2 separate regions of the Homo sapiens genome follow, and region 1 is linked to region 2. Evidence: read pairs that join two places in POLR2A ChIA-PET (ENCODE). Cell type or tissue: OCI-LY7. All regions are shown on one strand.

Region 1 (2,500 bases), 89 kb after region 2:
ATAGCTTGGCACCAGCTCCTCTTTACTCTGATCAAGCCTTTTAATTAAACTGACTACTATAATTCCTATGGAAATTAGTGTTTATGTTATTTTCCTGCTACAAAAGCATTTCTCCAGAACTTATTTTTTTTAATCCCAGGAGCATAAATTAGAATTTTTTTCTGCTTGATATGTAATTAAAAACTCATTTGATTACAATATTTCTGGCTCTGTTTTACTTATTAAATTCCTGTAATCAGTTTTCTTTTATGAAGCTGCTGGGAAATGATCTTAAAAGCAACACATTTTTTTCTTCCCTGGCAGGTACCCAAGCATTTACTAAATTACATTCATAGCACCTGCCCATGATTCGAATCATTCCACCAATTTATTCCTTAAGCCATTTAAGTTTATTTGGCATAGCCCCAAACAGCTTTCTTCCCTTTATCCTTGCTCTTTGTTCTCCTTCTTGCTTCCTTTGTATGGAATAAAGAAATTGGGGAGGGAGGAGGAATACATATTTCTCAGAATTCCTTTCTCTTTGTTTTATATTCTCCTGAAACACAGAATTGCCATACTAGAATATCGTTTTCCTGTGGCCAGGTGCTGGTTCTAGGCAAAGGTAACAAAACTCCTATCTTGAAAACTTACTTTTTCTCTCTCTCTTTTTTTTTTTTTTGTGAGAAGGAGTCTCGCTCTGACGCCCAGGCTGGAGTGCAGTGGGGCGATCTCGGCTCACTCCAAGCTCCGCCTCCCTGGTTCAAGCGATTCTCTTGCTCAGCTTCCCGAGCAGCTCGGACTACAGGCGCCCGCCACCACGCCTGGCTAATTTTTTTGTATTTTTAGTAGGGACGGGGTTTCACCGTGTTAGCCAGGGTGGTCTCCGTCTCCTGACCTCGTGATCCCCCCGCCTCCGCCTCCCAAAGTGCTGGGATTACAGGCGTGAGCCACCGCGCCCGGCCGACTTATTCTTACACTCTTAATTTGTTACAGAAATGCAGTTAGCTGAGAGAATATGGAACTATTAAAATACTAGTAAAGCAAGGGTTTATCCACGAACCTAAATTCCAAGGCTTATGGTGATTATGTGTAGTGAGTCATCAGCAAGAGAATTGCTTCTAGTATTTAAAAGTTTCTTATCAAGTGATACGGGATGGGTTCTGTGAGAATGCTATTGTCTAGTTTGACTTGCTCCTCAGTGAAAGAGAAGGGGGGAAACTTAGCACCCATCTGATCACTCTCCATATACACACGGAGGAACTCTAAAGGTTATGTATGCGGCTGCATCAGCCTCAAGACACCTGACTCTCCTCTGTGGCATCCCTGCTGCGTGACCACACAGCTACCGTTGAAACCCTTTCAGAGGCAGTGCGTGCACAACCTCCCAGGGGAGTCCATTTAGTTTTTGATTGTTCTGTTTTTAAAATGTTGTTCCTTTATGTTGGACTGAAATCTATACCCCTGTAACTTCTACCTAATGGTTCTAATCCTTAGGGTGCTCTTTCTTTAAACCAGAATTTTCTTTAGTAGTGTAGGACTGATAACTCAGGTTTTGTTTCAAGTGTAGGTTAGAGTTGATGCTGACCTAAAAACCCTATTTGGGATGCAGTGCTTCTCCCTTGGGGCAACCTTTTTGACATCACTGGGGCCCCATGTTCCTTCCAGTTCCCTCCTGGCCCATCGCAGACAGGACCTCGGATACTTGCCCCACTATGGGACACAGCCTGGGCATCTGGTCATCTAGGTGGCCAAGGGACCCCACTTATTTCCTGATTTCATTCACACTCCACTGTTGAGTTCTCTTGTGACCAGCATATACAGTTTATTCCGTATTTTATTTATGTTTTGAATAAGGAACACATTCACATAGTTCCATGGATACAAAACGGTACAAAGGTGCAATATAAAATCTCCGTTCTACTATTTCCCAGACACTCAGTTTCCTCCCCTAGAGGCAACAGATGTTTTCAGTGTCTTGAGTAGATAATCAAGAAAAATTTTCTGAATGTGTAAGAACATAAATATATTTGCCCCTTTTTACAAATGGTAGTACACCATACAGAGGGATCTGCACTTTGCCTTTTATTCTTAATATATCTTGGGAAAAACTCATATCACTACAAAATTAGATTTCCTCATTTTTTATGGCTATCTAGTATTCCACTGCTGTCAAAATTTGTTTAACCAGTTCCTTTTTGATGGAACCCAAACATTGTTTATATTTGGCCATTACAAATAATGCTGTAATGGATATCCCTGTACATAGCCTCTCCATAGGTGTGAAGTTTATCAGAGAGTCAAATTCTAGAATGGGTATTGCTGGGTGAAAGGGAATGTGTATTTGCGTTTTGGTAGATATTACTGAATCAACAAATATAATTTTACTTAAGATATATAGCAGGATTTTTATAATAGCCATACTAACAAAAGAGAGGGAACAGAAACCATAGCTACTGTTTAGATTAAGGCCTTGGAAAGATAGTGTGAGGGTGGGTAGAGCTAAGAAGGATACACAAATCTA
Region 2 (2,500 bases):
TTCCAGGAAGCCTTTTCCAACTTCTGTAATCTTCAAGTATTAGGAGGTTTTTAAATTATTATTAGACTGAAATCTGTGTTCCTCTTCTATCCCTTATACAACTTCTGCCACCTTTAGTCATAAAGAATTGTCCAATTGCTCTGTTGAAGGGCTGCTCTTGAGGTATTTAAAGTCAGGTCTCATGTTCCTCAACACCTTCTCCTATCAACTTTTGCTCCTGTCATTTCTAGACTTTCACCTTCCTAATCTTCCTCACATGTGCCCATTTTACATTTTTACAGTGAGGTGTCTAGGCCTGAAAACAAATCTTCCAGAGTAGTACCAATGCTTCCTCTAGTGTAGTCACTAATAAAAAAGCATTTTTGGTGGGCATTGCTCTGTCAACTCATACTGAATATATGCCATTTACCAAAGATTGTCTTTTCCATGTGACATTTTGGCCGCATCTCCTTGGAGGCTAATTTTTTTAAAGCCCCATTACTTATATTTAGCTTTACTAAAATTTGTATCTTACTGGAGTTAGTTCCATATTTTCAAAATGTTAGGATCTAGATTCTTGCCCAGAATATTTTCTGTGCCGTCAAGCTTCAGGTCATCAGTAAAATTGAGACAAATACTGTCTGGATTTTCATCCAAGTAATGACAGATAATTGGTACATTACAAGGGCCTACCTGACCCATGATTCTGACATTTCATCCATGAAAGAACATTCAGGATTCAGACATCTACACTTTCACTTGACATACAGTTGTCCAACTTATATTTTTACATTTTGGCCACAAATACGCTTTTTATTCAGTTAATCAGCATTTATGTCAGATAAACAAGTAATCATGTTTACTTAACATTTTCTGCTGCCACAGTGAAATCCTGATAAAGCTACTACTACAGTTTCCTGTGCTACCCTATAAGAAAAAGAAATGAAACTTTCCGGCCATCACATTTCCTTTTGCCTATGTTTGGCCTCAGGGGCGTGTCTCTCTTTTTGAAAGACTCAAATCCATTTTCTACTGCATTTTCTGATGTGGTCTGTTGATTGGGCCTGGTATTGCCTGATGGACAAGCTCTGAAATCCACCCTTGCATAGTTTTGCCATGTCCTTTGTACCTCATTGTGCTAACATTAGATAGATGAAGCTGCTCTTCTTTGAAAATGGCAGAATTTTACCACTGTAAAGTAACTTAGAAGATAGGATTCTAAATACAAGAAGCAGTGGATAAGGTTCTATTTTGGACATTTTGGGTGTGATTCATTTTTCTCAATGAACTTCAAGTCACTTTCCCTATTCATTTCTTCTTTTATATAGTGAAAAACTCTGAGGTCCCTTTCAACTCTGTCTCAGTGATTCTAATGAGTCTGTGTTTTTTTGCTGAACACTACCCTAGAATTGATTATTATATAATTAATTTTTTAATTCATCCTTTTTTGCCAGACAGGCAAGAAGGTAGCATTGTTATCACAACAACCCTGTGAAGTAAGTGGTATCATCCCCTTTTTACTGGTGAAAAAAACTGAAGTTTGGTTAGGTTAAGAAGCACCCACCATTAGTAGCTGGGAAGTGGCATTGCAGGGCTGTGGAGCCAGGTGACTAACTCCAGTACCTGTGTGCTGGCTGCTTCACTGCTGTAGGCTACTTGTGCTGGATGACTATGATGTACACAGAATGTATTTTTAAAGTAGATTATTAGTTGTTGTCCTCTACAGAAGGGCACAAGTGTTGGGGTGATCAGACCCAACACCAGGTCATCGGGGTGATGAAGTCCAGTAGAATCAAAGGAATGAGAAAAGACAGTTTGAGAGATAAAGTGGGTCTGGGGGCCAACGCGAGTATGGCGGCTGCAAAGGCCCCGAGCTCTGGAAGCCCAGACTGTTTATTGGTGATCAAACAAAGAAACAGATGGTGAGAATGTGGGGTTGAAAGGGAGCGTTGCATTAAGCACATGATTTACAGCTGTGACGGTTTAACATTTATATGGCCAATTCTAAGACACAATTGATCTAGGAGCCTGGGAGGGCTAGAAGCAAGGAGCCAGCAAGTCTAGACACATTCCAGAGGCCATGAGGGATTTTATGCCCTGAGCCCTGGATTCTTTCCAATCTACGAGGGGTTTTATGCCCTGGGCTTAGATGATGGTGCGTCAGGGTAGTCTTCCACCCTTTAGCACAGAATTCAGTGTTCCAAAGGCCACGAGGGGTTTTAGACCCTGGCCCCCGGACATGTTCCAGGACTCTTTTTACATTATGTCAGAAATGCAAACCCTGCCTCAGCTTCTCCCAACACTCAGCTTTTCCCAACAACAAGTAAGAAGATGGAGTCTCTTTCTCCTACAGAGTAGAAGCTGCTCTCTTTGTGACCACATGCCATAGAATGCCAGAAAGGTTTTTTCTCAGATATTGTCTTGCTGTGTAAATGTTTAACCCACAGTATCCTGCACTGATTTTGTGGGTTTAATGTGAAACTCATAAAAGGAAATATCTGATGGAGTTAATAAATTTGCA

What was found. ChIA-PET counts read pairs that join two places held together with the same protein. Peaks named below come from ENCODE experiments on the same cell type or tissue, not always from the same donor. Only the 100,000 strongest peaks of a DNase experiment are listed, where the experiment ranks them.
Region 1: POLR2A ChIA-PET joins it to region 2 with 8 read pairs; 2 of 35 experiments call an interaction of 5 or more read pairs at or near these places.

The regions. Positions count from the first base shown.
Region 1 is chr2:177,633,747-177,636,246 of GRCh38, forward strand. All of the region lies in intron 19 of PDE11A (phosphodiesterase 11A), which reads right to left. Among named protein-coding and RNA genes, the nearest start is that of IFT70A, 16 kb to the left of the region's middle. RefSeq lists an enhancer at 1,403-1,482. In OCI-LY7, no CTCF peak of the experiment used is centred here; DNase peaks (open chromatin) are centred at 735 and 1,285; H3K4me3 peaks cover 1,697 bases; H3K27ac peaks cover 2,024 bases.
Region 2 is chr2:177,544,376-177,546,875 of GRCh38, forward strand. No RefSeq gene overlaps it. Among named protein-coding and RNA genes, the nearest start is that of IFT70B, 7.2 kb to the right of the region's middle. In OCI-LY7, no CTCF peak of the experiment used is centred here; a DNase peak (open chromatin) is centred at 956.